Linked DNA regions of Mus musculus: region 1 is linked to region 2. A link is a loop called in an ENCODE intact Hi-C map of the cell type or tissue named here. Cell type or tissue: heart. All regions are shown on one strand. Links, peaks and the distances in the headings refer to the core of each region. The heading gives the core; the rest is flanking DNA.

The links. Hi-C counts contacts between places; a loop is a spot of excess contacts. Peaks named below come from ENCODE experiments on the same cell type or tissue, not always from the same donor. Only the 100,000 strongest peaks of a DNase experiment are listed, where the experiment ranks them.
Region 1: a loop joins it to region 2, with 2.1 times the contacts of the local background. A loop is called at or near these places in 2 of 42 quality-filtered maps.

The regions. Positions count from the first base shown.
Region 1 is chr8:69,328,324-69,336,271 of GRCm38, reverse strand. It overlaps the pseudogene Gm7688. Among named protein-coding and RNA genes, the nearest start is that of D130040H23Rik, 61 kb to the right of the region's middle. In heart, for the core only: no CTCF peak of the experiment used is centred there; no DNase peak of the experiment used is centred there.
Region 2 is chr8:69,395,982-69,403,929 of GRCm38, reverse strand. No RefSeq gene overlaps it. Among named protein-coding and RNA genes, the nearest start is that of Gm10033, 4.4 kb to the right of the region's middle. In heart, for the core only: a CTCF peak has its summit at 4,013; a DNase peak (open chromatin) is centred at 4,499; H3K4me3 peaks cover 1,217 bases; H3K27ac peaks cover 1,185 bases.

The DNA of each region.
Region 1 (7,948 bases), core at 1,453-6,452, 68 kb after region 2:
ATTGTTGTTGTTTGTTGTTGTAGGTGGCATTATGTGTATGTTATTCTGTCCTTTTGGTTTTGTTATGAGATGATCAATTTCTTGTTTTGTTTCCTTTGGTGTAGGTACCCTCCTTGTATTGATGTTTTCCTTCTAGAATCCTCTGTAGGACTCTATTGGTAGATAAATATTGTTTAAATTTGGTTTTGACATGGAATATCTTGGTTTCTCCATCTATGTTGATTAATAGTTTTGCTGTGTATAGTATCCTGGGCTGCCATTTATGTCCTTTTAGGGTCTGAATGACCTCTGTACAAGCTCTTCTGACTTTTAGTGTCTCTGTTGAGAAGTCTGGTGCAATTTGATAAGTCTGCCTTTATATCTTACTTGGCCTTTTTCCATTGCACCTTTTAATATTCTTTCTTTGTTCTGTGCACTTACTGTTTTAATTATTATCTGACAAGAGGGTTTTCTCTTCTGGTCCAATCTATTTGGTGTTCTACAGGCTTCTTATACATTTATGGCCATCTCTTTCTTTAGGTTGGGGACATTTCTTCTATGATTTTGTTGAAGATGTTTTCAGGTCCTTTGAGCTGGGAATCTTTGCTTTCCTCTCTCTATTCCTATTATTCTTAGGTTTGGTCTTTTCATTGTATCCTAGCTTTCCTGGGTGATTTGGCTTAGGAGTTTTCTATATTTTGAATTTTCTTTGACAGTTGTGTCAATCTCTTCTAAGGTATCTTCTACACCTGACATTCTCTCTTCTATCTCTTGTATTCTGTTGGTGATGCTTACATCTGTAATTCTTGACCTCTTTCCTAGGTTTTCCATTTTAAGGGTTGCCTCCATTTGTGTTTTCTTTTTTGTTTCTGCTTCTACTTTTAGGTCTTGGACCACTGTGTTCAATTTATTCATCTGTTTGATTGTGCTTTTCTATATTCTTTTAAGGGATTTGTTTCCTCTTTAAGGGCTTCTACATGTTTACCTGTGTCTTCTTGTATTTATTTCAGTGAGTTATTTATATCCTCCTTAAAGGACTCTATTATCTTCATGAGATAGCATTTTAAGTCAGCTTTCTGATTTTTAGGTGTGTTGGTATGTCCAGAGTTTGATGTGGTGAAGAACTGGGTCCTGATTATGCCAAAGTCCATTGGCTTCTGTCTATTATGTTCTTGCTCTGACCTCATGGCATCTGGCTATCCCTGGCAATAGCTAGTCTGGGTGTCTTTGTCTGGAGCCTGCTTCCTGTGTCCCTTGGTTGCTTCAGGGTTTCTGGAAGGCCTGTGGCCCTGGCTGTAGCAGACCTCCTGTGAGGTCTTCAGACTGTGCGGTCTTCAGAGGGGAATGTATGTTGGTGACCTGTTGCCCTGGCTGTACAGCTTTTCTGGGATGCCTGCAGACTGTGGGGTCTTTGGAGGAGCAGACAAGGTGCTGATCCTTTGCCCTGGCTGCAGCAGATCTCCTAGGAGGCCTTCAGACTGTTGAGTCTTCAGAAGAGCTGTCAGGCTGTTATCCTGCATATAGGTGTTCTCCTGGGAGGCCTTCAGACTGCAGACTGTGGGGTCTCTTGCCCTGTGTGCAGCAGAACTCCTGGAAGGACTCCAACTATGGTGTCTTTGGAGGAGCAGACAATCTGTCGATAGGTTGCCCTGCATGTAGAGGATCTCCTGGGTGGCCTTAAAACTGTGGCATCTTCAGAGAAGCAGACAAGCTGGTGATCTGCCCTGGCAGGAGGCACAGGCCAGAAGGGTTCTTCTATGATTTTTGTTGAAGAAGTTTTCTGTCCCTTTGAACTGGGATTCTTCACTGTCTTCTATTTCTATTATTCTTAAGTTTGGTCTTTTCATTGCATCCAAAATTTTCTGGATATTTTGTTTAGGAGCTTTTGAACTTTGTATTTTCTTTGTCTGATATGTCAATATCTTCTATGATACCTTCTACTCCTGAGATTCAATCTTCTATCTCTTGTATTCTGTTGGTGGTACTTGCAGCTGTAGTTCCTGATCTCTTTACCAGGTTTTTCATCTCCAGGGTTGCCTCCATTTGTGATTTCCTTCATTTTTCTTATTTCACTTTTTGGGTCTTGGACTATTTTGTTCAATTCCTTTACCTGCTTGGTTGTATCTTTCTGTATTTCTTTAAGGGTGTCTACCTGTTTGCCTTTGTTTTTCTGTACTACTTCTCCTCCTCCTCCTCCTCCTCCTCCTCCTCCTCTTCCTCCTCCTCCTCCTCCTTCTCCTCCTCCTCCTCCTCCTCCTCCTCCTCTTCCTCCTCCTCCTTCTTCTTCTTCTTCTTCTTCTTCTTCTTCTTCTTCTTCTTCTTCTTCTTCTTCTTCTTCTTCTTCTTCTTCTTCAGATTTATTTATTTATTATGTATATAACATTCTGCCTGTATGTATGCCTGCAGACCAGAAGAGGGCACCAGATCTCATTACAAATGGTTGTGAACCACCATGTGGTTTCTGGGAATTGAACTCAGGATCTCAGGAAGAACATCCAATGCTCTTAACCTCTGACCCATCTCTCCAGCCCTTTTCATTCTAATGCCTGTGACTGTGGCAGTTACTAGAACTGTTTGGCCAGGTAGACAGAAAGTGAACCACCCACAAAGTGATGAGAAAATATATAAAGTTGTTGACATATTTCGGTAAAGATGATGAATAAGGGCCAGGTAACAACTTTATATAAATGTGACTGTAGACATTATTGTTCTCCTAACACGATGATTATTTAAAGACTGATATTTGAATGAAGTGAGGAAAAACTTAAGCATGTTGTAAAGTGTCTAAAGAAGTTACAAAGAAGTTGATAAGAGATAAAACTTTCTTAAAGGCCATTTGTCCTAGAACATTGTAATGATTCCTGGTGTCCAAATGGATATTATTTTTGATGACAACATGGTTTGTTTAAGGTTGGAATATGACAGTGATAGCTATTCATTTTATTTATCAATGCAATGAAGAACTTTGCCATTAGGATAATAACCCCCATTTTTTCTTTTAAAGTTCACACAGATGGGTACAAAGCACATAAAACAAAGTTTCTCTTATTCCCTCACTGAGACATAAACATTAATGGCAATTGGCAGTGTCTACTACTGAACAACCACGAACTTGGTCTCACCTCAGTGTACTTGACATGTTAGCACAATCTCTGATCACTTTCTTTGTATAAACATTAATCTCACATACCTTTTGCAAACAAGTCAATGCTTACTTTCTATAGCTTGACTTATGAGGAAAACATCTTTATGTTCTGAACACAACATAATAACCACCTTCTAATGCACTGGCTGGTTGTGCTGGACTACAGATGTGCCCTATTTTTCCTTAATTTATTTTATGTGTATGGGTTTTTTGTCTGCATATATGCATATGTACTACATTCATGTCTGGTGCTTGCAGAGGTCAGAAGAGGGCATTGAACCCTCTAGACCTGGAATTACAGATGGTTGTAAAGCCTGTGTGTACTTGGAATCAAACCTGAATTCTCTAGAAGAGCAGCCATTTCTCTAAACTGTTGAATTCTCTCTAGTGCCTTGACATGTCATTTCAATGCTGCAGGTAGCAACTAATTTCTAAGATATTGCTCATCCATTTAAGAACAAAATAATGATTTCAATACAAATTAAAACACACACATACACGCACCCCACAACACAACATAGTCACAGAGGTTGTTGGCAAATGGGAGGTAATATGTAATTTCTTTTCTTTGGAATAGCTTCCTCTTGTAGCTTTTCATAACAAAGCATGTACTGTCTCTTGGAAGTGTGCCTGGTTAAAATTCAATTCATATAGTGAGAGATGCCTTGAGATTAGGATAAAATAAGTGTCTTTCTACAATGGAAGCTCTATCATTTGCCTTCATTGGTAACAGATTATTTTCTTTTTTAAGATTTATTTATTATTATATCCAAGTACACTGTAGCTGTCTTCAGATGCACCAGAAGTGGGCATCAGGTCTCATTATGGATGATTGTGAGCCACCATGTGGTTGCTGGGATTTGAACTCAGGACCTTCAGAAGAGCAGTCAGTGCTCTTAACCACTGAGCCATCTCTCCAGCCCAACAGATTATTTTCTAAATAAACCTATGAAGCAACAATTGTTGATAAGTATATCTCAAATCTGGAAAAACTATAATTATCAGATATCACTTTGAAATTTTTCACCTAAAAAATAACTTTCCCATTACATGTAGCAGTTAGACAGGATGTGACACTCAGGTTTCACTCAGAAGTCTGAAATAGAATTTACAACTGGAACACACTTCAGGAGTACAAGGTAGGTATAGATATGATGCTGAAACTTTGTTCTGTTCTTCAGGTTAAATACAAGGCAATTACATGCAATATAACAAAAATAAGAACATTCATAGAGCATGTGGTTAATATTTTGTGACACTGTATGTTGAAAACATATCACTGCCACTTAAGCTGTCACTATCTGAGTTAAAGAAAGATGTTGGTTAAATGAAAATGGCTCTTATACTCTTATATGTTTGAATAATTGTTTTCCAGTTGGCAGAACTCTTTCGGGGAGATTAGAGGTGTGGCCTTTTTGAAGGAGGTGTATCATGGTGCTAAGCTTATTCGCTATGAATGCCTCTGGCCATGCCCAGTGTATTCTCTACTTCCTACCTGAGGTTCACAATGTAGGCTCTCACTGCTTCTTGCTACCCTGTGTTTATTGAGCCAGCACCATCTCTATTTCTGGATCTGTAAGCCCTATTTACTGCTTTCTTTTATAAACTGCCTTGACCATGGTGTGTTGTATCACAGCAACAGAAAGGTAACTATATGGAAGTATTCTGTGGAAGATCAGAATACAGAAGTCTCCCCTTCCAAGTAGAGGAACCCAGGAAGGGGTGTGTTTTAAATGTAGCTCTAGAGCAGGTACCATGAATACCATGACACTGAGGGTAGAAGTAATCTCAAGATTGACAAGTGTAGACTGCCTTGAAAAAGCAACTGCATAAAAAACATTCTCCGCTCCCTCCTAAACAGAGTTAGCAATATTAAATTATTTATTTGTCAGCTCCCTCTTTTATAGAAGACTGGAATGCTAGCAATGATAATCCAAAGGCAAGATGATTAAATGTGTATGAGAATTTCTTTTTTGTTGTTGTTGCTGTTGGTTTTTGTTTTTTTGGTTTTTGGTTTTTGGTTTTTTGGTTTTTTCAAGACAGGGTTTCTCTTTGTAGCCCTGGCTGTCCCGGAACTCACTCTGTAGACCAGGCTGGCCTCGAACTCAGAAATCTGCCTGCCTGTGCCTCCCAAGTGCTGGGATTAAAGGCGTGTGCCACCACTGCCCGGCATATATGAGAATTTCTTAAAGAGTCAATATTATTTTACATTATATATTATGTAGTCTATGTATTATATATTATACATAATGAATCAAAATCAGATGAGGGTCTTTGTGAGATATTGTCTCAACCAAAAAATAAAATAAAATAAAAATTATAATCACTGTTTAAAAATGTGGTAGTCTTCTTGAGATTAGTATTATCATGAAATTGATTAAGTAGATTAAAATAACCTTGAACTCTTGGATATCAGATTGTCTTAGCCTCCTAAATGCTGGGATTAACAGCATGTGCTACCATGCTTGGCAATAGTCATTACTGAAAATGATTTTATGGGCACAAGTGACAGACAACTGAAATGACTGAAGAGGTTTTACACTCTCCCCATTCTCCTATGCTTCTTTTTATCTATTATTCAGTTTTGTTCTTCTTTCCCTTTCTGTGTGTGTGTGTGTGTGTGTGTGTGTGTGTGTGTGTTGGCTACTCACAGGCTTTCTTCAAAAACCACAGTGATCTTCCTGCCTCTGTGTCCTAAGTGCTGGGATCAAAAGAATGTAAAACCACACTCACCGTGAAAAATAATTTTTATGGTACAAGGTCCTCCTCCTCCCCCTCCCCTTTCCTGTACCTCTCTCCTTTCCCCCCTTCCCTCTTTTCTTCTTCCTACTCCTCCTCTTGTCCTCTTCCTCCTCTTCTTCCTCTGCCTCCACTTCCTCCTCCTTCTTCAGAAATAGAATTTCACTTGTATTTCATGTATATGGGAGTTTTGCCTGTTTATGTGACTTTGCCTCATTCCTGCTTGGTGAATTTATGGCTGCCTAGGAGGTGAACAGATTTTTTCAGATTCCCTGAAGCTGGAGTTAGGGATAGATGTGAGCTGCTGAGTGTGCTGGGAAGGAAACCTGGGTGCCCTCAGAAAATCGGCAGTGTTCTCAACTGCTCGTGTATTTTCCATCCCTAGGTTTCTAATCTTTATAATATTTGCTGTCCAAGACAGCCTAGGTCATTAGAGGGGTTAGACGCCCACTGTTCATTAACAGTTCAATTCATCTGCAAGTCAGAGAATCTGCCTGAGGCAGGAATGCGCTCCCTAGTTGGCCACTTAATGCAATGTAATCACTCCTGAAACCATATACACACAATAAACAACAAACAAACAAACAAATGAACACAACAACAACAACAGACTCAGCAGGTTGTATGTGTGTGTGTGTGTGTGTGTGTGTGTGTGTGTGTGTGTGTGTGTGTGTGTGTGTGTGTTGTATTGTGGCTCTTTTCAGTTAATTGCATGAAGGAATTACACTAGTCCAAGTTAAAAGCGGACCCCAAATGATTACATTATACAAGCTGTGAGGTTTTTAAACTTGTGACAAGGGACAGAAGGGAAATTCTACTCATTGCAAGGAAATCCTCACTTAAGCCACGAGCACTTAAAACCCATGACCCTTCAGTTGATCTTCCTCAGCCAGTCCAATCTCTATCAGGAGCTGGCATATGCTCTTGCGCTGGTCACCCTGTGGCTGAATTACTTCTCCATTTTCTTCTGGATGCTCAATTACAGTACCATTGCAAGCAAATTTCTTCTTAAACGCCTTCACTAGTTTCTTTTTATCGTACTCATCAGTGATCAGTTGTAAGGGTCTTCCTGTCGTTTCTCTTTTGAATTCTTATATGGATATAATCCTCAGAGCCAGCAGGAAGCAGGTCATCACCCTTACTTGCATCAGCAAAGGGGTCGAAAGAGTGGAGGTTCTGGATAGCGGACATACGAAAAGATTCCTTTTCCTCGGCGGAAATGGCCTGCGGAAGGCGGCTGCGGGAGAAGGCGGGCGTGGGGGACGTAGCTTCGGGAAGCAAGAGGGCTCGAGGGGGAGGCAGCTGAGTCCTCCGGCGGCGGCTCAGTGACTGGGGCCGGTTGTAGTCATATATTAAGAGCTTACTTACTCATGCATGACAAGGAAGAATTTGGGAAGGGAAGGAGGGAGGACAAGGAAGGGTGTATGAGATGCAATATATTTCAATGAACAAGTACAAAAGTAAACTTTAAATTAAAAGAAGAGGGGCTGGAGAGTTGGCTCAGCAGATAAGAGCACTGAGTGCTGTCCAGAGGACCCAGGTTCCATTTCCTTAACCCAGGTAGCTAACAATGTGCTGTGACTCCAATGGTTGGTATCTTCCGCCCTCTTCTGGGTGCTGTCGGTACTGCGTACAGACACAACTAGGCAGATATCCATATAACCATAAAAATGAAGGATAGAACAAGAAGTGTATACTTGGGATTAAACTTGGATCCTCTAGAAGAGCAGCCACCTCTCTAAACTGTTGAGCCATCTCTCCGGTGCCTTGACGTGCTATTTCAATGCTGCTGATACCAATTAACATCTAAAATCTCTTACCATTCATTTACGAAGAAAAATACTCAACACACTGTTTGGTGTTGTCACAGTCCTGAGACAGACAGCCTCCAGGCTTAGTCAAAATGAACTCTTTCTGGTCCTGCACGGAGGCATCCATGACCTTCCTCTGAGCCAACCTGCCCAGAAGGAAAAGCAACCTTGTTCTGAGTATAAAATAGCTCAGTATAGCTGTTCATCTAAGTACAACATCTACTGTGCTAATAGGTGACTTACCCTTGATGTTTGCTCTATATATGTGGTATCT
Region 2 (7,948 bases), core at 1,159-6,158:
CAGAGTGAGTTCCAGGACAGCCAGGGCTACACAGAGAAACCCTGTCTCTAAAATAAAATTAAAAAAAAAAAAAGATGGAGTCTGGTCCCAAGAATAAATTGGTTTGACCTCTCATCCCCCTCTTTCTTTGGTAACTATAAGGCCCAATCATGGGACTTCCTGAAGTTTCTAGGCTTTGTTATGAAGGGACTGGTACTATATCTAATCTTATGAAAACAGTTAGTTAGAGAGATATGCCTTTCTGACTCAGTTAATTCAGGATTGGATGTATTGGTGACTGGAAGGGACTAGACCATAGTATTTTAGAGGGGGTTAGGGTTGTCATTGTCTAGTCTTTGTGGTGTCTTTGGGGGCTGGCAACTGGGTCTAATTTCTTTGACAGGTAGGCCACTGGTTGGCATCAGGGCCCAGATCTCTAGTCTTTGAAGAGGTGAAAGGGCTTAGTCACTTCTAGCAACCCCAAAGCTGGTATAGAATTTTTTTTTTCTGGCCTCAGAGAGCCACCTCAGATCTCTTAATATGTATCACCCAACTCTAGGGAGGTCACCTATGGTTATCAGAGTAGGGCCTTCTTAGCAGAGGTTTAATAGTCCAAATTTTCCTTCAAGAGGTTCTGGGTATCTTTTAGACATTGTTTGGTTTCTGCTGTCACTAGGAGGTCATTCATAGACTGTTGAAGAGACTTTATCTTTAGGTTTTAGCAAAACAGATGTTAGGCTCTATTATCAACAAGGAAGCTGTATCCATTCCTCTGTTGAAGGACATCTGGGTTGTTTCCAGTTTCTGGCTATTTATAAATATGGGTGCTATGAACATAGTGGAGCATGTGTCCTTACTACATGTTGGAAAATCTTTTGGGTATATGCTCAGGAGTGGTATACCTGGGTCTTCAGGTAATACTATGTTCAATTTTCTGAGGAACCACCAGAGTGATTTGCAATCCTACCAACAATGGAGGGCTGTTCCTCTTTCTTCACATCCTTGCCAGCATCTGCTGTCACCTGAGTTTTTGATCTTAGCCATTATGTCTGGTGTAAGGTGGAATCTCCCAGATGTCCTTCAACAGAGGAGTGGTACATTTACATAATGGAGTACTATTCAGCTATTAAAAACAATGAATTCATGAAATTCTTAGGCAAATGGATGGAACTAGAAAATATCATCTTGAGTGAGGTCACCCAGTCACAAAAGAACACACATGGTATGTACTCACTGATAAGTGGATATTAGCCCAAAAGCTTGGAATACCCAAGATACAATTCACAGGCCACATGAAGCTCAAGAAGAAGGAAGACTAAAGTGTGGATGCTTCAGTTCTTCTTAGATGGGGAACAAAGTACTCATGGGAGGAAATAGGGAGACAAAGTGTGGTGCAGAGACTGAAGGAAAGGCCATCCAGAGACTGTCCCACCTAGGGATCCATCCCATGTACAGTCACCAAACCCAGACCCTATTGTGGATGCCAAGAAGTTCTTTCTGACAGGAGCCTGATATGGCTGTCTCCTGAGAGGCTCTACTAGAGCCTGACAAGTGCAGAGACAGATGCTCGCAGCCAACCATTGGACTGAGCTTGGGGTCCCCAATGGAGGAGATAGAGAAAGGACTGAAAGAGCTGAAGGGGTTTGCAACCCCATAGGAAGAACAACAGTATCAACCAACCAGAACTCCCAGAGCTCCCAGGGACTAAACCACCAACCAAAGAATACACATGGAGGGACTCATGGCTCCAGCAGCAAATGTAGTAGAAGATGGCCTTGTCGGTCATCAATGGGAGGAGAGGCCCTTGGTCCTGAGAAGGCCCGATGCCCCAGTATAGGTGAATGCCAAGGAGGGGAGGTGGAGTGGGTGGGTGGGTGGGTGAACACCCTCATAGAAGCAGGGGGAGGGGGAGAGAGAGGAGGATGTGAAAGAAAATAAAACTTGAGACCTGTGATTCATGTAATTTATGTCAAATAGCCCAAAGAGTTGTTTGTGAGCTTTGAAACCTGGGGCTGAGAACATAGCAGAACAGGCCAGGACATGCCCGGGCAGGCCCGTTGTTAAGACATCCCTGAGGCTGCTTAGTCATAAAGATAAAGAGAATGACATGCCGGACTGGCCTGGCGCCTCCCTATTTCCCAGCCCTTCTGACCCAAGTTAAATGTTAACAGTCTGCTGATGTTTACTGAGCCAATTCCTCCCACAGCCCCACTCCTTTCCTATAAAAACCCCTAGCTTCCAAGCCTCGTGGTCAAAACCACTGTCTTCTGCGTGAGATATGTTTCAACCCGGAGCTCCACCATTAAACAGTCAAAACCACTGTCTCCTGCGTGAGATACGTTTTGATCCGGAGCTCCGCCATTAAACTACCTCGTGTTTTTACATCAAGACGGTCTGTTTGTTCGTGATTCTTGGGTGCATGCCGAATCGGAAGTTGAGTGGAGGTTTCCCCACTAGGTTCTTTCAGATGGGGACACTGGGAAAGTGGATAACATTTGAAATGTAATGTAATAAAGAAAATATTCAACAAAAATATTTAAAACAACAACATAAACCAAAGAAGCTGGTGTGTTTCTCTTTTATTTTTAGGCTTACCCTGGGCAACTTTTAAGGCCATGGTTTGAATAGGCTTTTTCTTGCGGCTTTCCCTGGCCCAATGGCCTCCTCTTTACCACAAATACATTGGTACTTTTCTAAGTGGGGTTGGTCTCGGTCTGTAGGGTCCCCTTATCTCTTTTTGTAGAAGCGATTTATTTTAGACATCTCTTACACAGGTAGGTCCCTGGCCCAGTGCCAGGGTTTGCATAAACACATTAATTTCTAGAAACCATTTGTTTTAGATGTCTCCCACAATCCTTTGGTTTTGCCGTGGCTGCCAGCAGGATCTTTGCCAGATCGTGAGTCTGTTTTTTTCTGCTCTTTTACCTGTCTTTTTTTTTTCTTTCAGTTTTTCTATCTTTATTTTTTTTCCATTTTTTATTAGGTATTTAGCTCATTTACATTTCCAATGCTATACCAAAAGTCCCCCATACCCACCCACCCCCACTCCCCTACCCGCCCACTCCCCCTTTTTGGCCCTGGTGTTCCCCTGTACTGGGGCATATAAAGTTTGCATGTCCAATGGGCCTCTCTTTCCAGTGATGGCCGACTAGGCCATCTTTTGATACATATGCAGCTAGAGTCAAGAGCTCCGGGGTACTGTCTATCTTTATTAAACACTTTTTCTGCCGTTATCTTTTAGACTCTTTTAGTCCTTGAAACCTTTTGAGTTTCCTAATACCTGGTGCTGCCTGGTTAATAAAGGCTAGAGCTACGGCTGTTTTTGCTTATCTTTGGCCAAATTAGTGGCTGTCTTACAGCTGCTTTGAGACCTGCTAATCAGAGCCTGGAGAAAAGACTTAGAGACTCTTCTGACCTTTAGCAGTGTTGAAGTCTTAATCTGGGCCGGTTCCTCTGTAGGACCAGGAACCAGTTTCCTGGCCTCTGTGGTGAAGAGAACCTACAAGAGCTCTTTGCAATCATCTCAAGTGGGCTGGTGGCTGAAAAGGACTGTCTCTAAGAGACTAATTAAATCTCGAGGACTGTTTGAAAAGGGGGGAGTTCCAGTAAAAAAGGTCATAGTAGCAAAGAGCCAGTAGTGATGAGGTTGGTTTCTTTGATCACGGATCAGCCCAGCTGCATGCAAGGGCAGGACAACAGATTCAGGTTCCAAAGTCCAATCTTATCTATATTTTAATCTTTGGGCAGAGGGTGTGGGGGTGTTCAGAGCAGGGAAGAATTTAGTCTGAAGCTCTCCTGGGTTGCCTCCCATCTGTTGTCTTGTAGGTGTAGGTGGCTGCACTGAGTGCCCTATGGAACACGGAAAGGAGTGGTTGTTGCTTCTCAATGAGCTGAGTGTGGCACGATGGTGTCAATGGAGACCTTCTCTGTACAACTCAGAGACTACATCTGTTTAGACAGGAAGCAGGAAGGGTAGCCATTTACTGAGCAAAATGAGTGACCAGGAGACTGTTCCAAGCTTCGGTGTGGGAGACATCTGCCCACTAGGGGCCCCTCCTGCCCAGTCCACACTTGGAGCCCTGCTCTCTGGGAGCTCATCTTCCCACTCAGGGAAATCTCAGGGATACCGGAGGCCCCAGGCTTAGACCTTTCAAAGGGCCAGCCAGGAATGCCTGTGTGCTCCGCGCGCCGCCAGGCCTACCACCGGGCCGGGTCAGGTTCCTTGTACCCTGCTGCCGTCGGGGAGGGCTCAGAGGGCGGCGCTGAGAAGGGAGTTAGGGTCCCCCGTGGGGCGCAGAGCCCCCTCAGTGTGGGTGGTGGGCGTGCGGGAGCCACAGCACGGTTTTGCCGAGCACGGAGTGACTGGGCCCCGCACCTCTGCAGCGCGCAGTGGAGCCGCACCCGCTCGCTGTCCGACCTCTAGTCCCAGTTCCCCGGGCTGTCTGTGGGCCCCTGCCTGGAGGGCCGTGGTGGCTGAAGGTTCCGCTTGGATGGGTCCCCACTCCCGCCCGGTGCACTCAGCTGGCCACGCCCACAGCCGCGGGATACCCGTAAAGCACCGGGCCAGGGGGGTGGGGGTGGGGGTTAAATCAAGAGGGTGGGTCTTCTAATCTCAACGTGGTCGGTCCGTCCAAGTCAAATTTACCCCATAACAAGAAACAGAAAGCAGAGTGGACCGCAGTTCCTTAAAGTGACACACACACAGAGCACCTAGCCAGCAGTGAAAATAGCTCGCAGCAGGGTTCCACGACTAGTAGGAGGTTTCACGTCCATCGGTTCCTTCCTTCCTAGAAAATAACACCCTGAGCATTCCCTATTCCAGGAGCTTGAGCTATGACATATAGCTGCTGCAGTGGGATTCTGCCTTGGCTTTCATTTCTTGCCACCAAATACAGATTTTTAGGCCTCTTCAGAACAGAATTACAGAATTATTCAGGACAGAATTATTGCGGTATCACGAAGGCACATAGACAGAGATTACATAAACACATGGATAGACACACTCAGACTCAGACAACATTACCGGTATTAAGACCCAGCAGGTTGGCTCCTGGTGACCTTAGAGTTCCCATCCAACTCAACAAAATGTGCCAGAAAGCGTTCGTGAATTCCAAAAGACCACGAAGGAGCCGATTCTGATGGGATCGCATTAGGGTCTTTATTTACAAGCTGGAGCTTGGGCCACACAATGGGAGGACGGACGTAGCTTGGGTTCTGCTGCAGGTCAAGTTCTCAGGCTTCCCCTCCCCCCCCCCCTTCTTTAAGATAGAGGCTGGTCTCAAGATTGAGTAGGTTTGGCCTCTCAGTGTCTGTTTTAGTTCAGTTTATTATGAACATTACTCAATAGACCAGAGTGTCCTTAAATTCAGGAATATCAGATTGCCTTTGCCTCCCAACTCCTGGGTTGGATTAATAACATGTTAAAATGCTTGGCTAACAGGTGACTTTCCCTAGATGTTTTCTATATTTGTGCTTTTTGTCCTTCCTATGTGTGAGAATTATGGCATTGGTATACCTATCTTTTAGATCAGGCATCATGATTAACTAATAACAAACTGACTACAAATAATCTACTTTCACAGTGTCCATTACTTGTGAGGAATCTGCCTGACTCCATTTTGAAGGCAGTAGTATTTGTATTTTAAAAATAACTTTCCCTTTATTGTAAGAGCTAAGTTGCTGATTTTAAGTCTGTTTCCTGGAGCCTTGACTGGTTTTTTAAACCATCCTGACCTACAATGAAAACAATCCATTTTTCTGTATTTCTTTACTGCCCCATTTTTCTCACTTTTGTAGAACTGTTTTGCAACTATTTGTGATTTTACTCCTTAAAAGGAGCCCAAGAAATAAATTTGGGACTGCTCTCTTAAATCCCACTTGATAGGCAGTAGTTGGCCTTCTTTTGTCTGTACCTCAGTGAAACTAACTTGCTTCAATTTTGTCTCAAATTGTGGTAGTGGGCTCATTGTTACCTGGTGGGATTAACACTTGATTTTCAACAAAGATCTTATGGTATATGATAAACATGCCAGAGGCATTTTTTCTATCATTTTATGATTTATATGTTCCTCAGTACTTCAACCTAACAATTCCCCCAAATGTCTCTGCTTTTACTTTATGACCAGGTTAAAAAATGGATTTGTTAACTGAGCATGTGTGGGAGTAGGCTGAGTGCTGCGTGAATGTGTCTAAACTCCTGAAATAAATCTCCTTGCCTTTTTTTTTTTTTAAACATCACTTTGGAAATGATACCATGCTGTAATTGTCTGTTTCAGGTAAGAAACCTGACTCAGCTCTTCAGGCTTGGCTGTTGTGATGGCTAAACTTGGTGGTCAAAATGTCTCCATCTGGAATTCCACACAGTTGGGAATGTCTGTGAGGGGTTTTTCTTTTCTTTTTGATTTTGTAATATCTATTGTTGTTAGTGTATAATTTATTATTTTTAATTAATTTTTCATTTACTTGACATCCCAATTGCAGCCTCTGTCTGTGTAACTCCTCCCACAGTCCCTCCTCCATTCCCCCTCCTTCTTTTCTGAAATGGTGGAGCACACCCCAACCCCCACCCCTGTCCCCAAAGTATTCTAGTACCCTGACAAATAACCCCTCCCAAAAGAGGCCAGACAAGGCAGCCCAATTAGGGAAGCATATTCCACATACAGGCAACAGCTTCAGGGATAGTCTCCACTCCAGTTGTTGGGGAATCCACATCTGCTACATATATGTTGGGTGTCTTGGCCCAGCTGGTATATGCTCTGTGGTTGGTGGTTCAATTTCTGAGAGCCTCCATGGGCCCAGGTTAGATGACTCTGTTGGTTTTCCAGGGAGTTCCTTACCCATTGAGGCCTCCGATTCTTTCCCTAGCCCTTCCATGAGAGTTCCTGAATTTTATCCAATGTTTGGCTGTGGATCTCTGCATCTGCTTTAGTCAGCTGCTGGGTGAAGCCTCTCAGAGAACACTTATGCTAGGACCTGTCTGCAAGCACAACATAGTGTCATTAATAGTGTCCTGGACCTGAGCTTGCCCATTGGGTGGGTCTCTCAAGTTGGGCATGTAATTGGTTGGCCATTCCCTCAGTCTCTGCTCCATCCTCCATCTCTGCATTTTTTGTAGACAGGATAAAGTTTGGGTCAAAAGTTTTGTGGGTGGATGGGTGTCCCTACTGCTCCAATGAGGTTCCTGCCTGGTTACAGGAGGTGACCTTTTCAGGTCCATATCCCCACTGCTATGAGTCTCAGCTAAGGTCACCCCCTTGGATTTGCCTGAGACCTGGGACAAGGCAGGCTCCCCAGGAGTCAACGAGGGGTTTTTCTTAATTGAATTTTTTAAAGTGGGAAGACCTTTCTTCAGTTTGGAGCTTTTGACGTGACAAGATCCAACTTTGATTTGGGCCACACCATCTGGTGTCAGCCTACACATATAAAAGACACTGAAGAAGGAAGCTCTCTCATTTTGTCAGCTTACTCTGTCTCTGGCTGGCAAGCTAATTCCTTTGCTTTAGAGCTTAGGTTTCGACCTTGTGCTGTTTACTGAAGAACAGCTGAGATATCTGGCCTCAGTGCTGAGCTCTGTACTGAACCACTAGATTCTTCCAATTTTAGTTGGTAGACTAACCTCGTTAGACTAGCTGGACCACCGCCTCTGAGTCATTCTAGGAAAGCCCCATTTTACATACGTAGAGATTCATTTTATCGGTTCTGTTCACCTAGAAAACTTTGATAGATACAGCTGTGTTGTCTTTATGTTAACACTCAGGAAGAATGCTAGGTAACAATAATGTCCATAAAAGACATTCTCTCTAAGTGTTCAAGTTACCAAGTAGACTATACACTTCACTATGCTTCAATTTGTTAAGAGATTGAACTGAATTTCAGGAAGAAAATTCCTATAGAAATGGACCACAATCCAGCCTTCTGGTAGGAAAAACATCTATCATTGTGTTTGTGATCGGGTTCCAGCTTTTCTCTC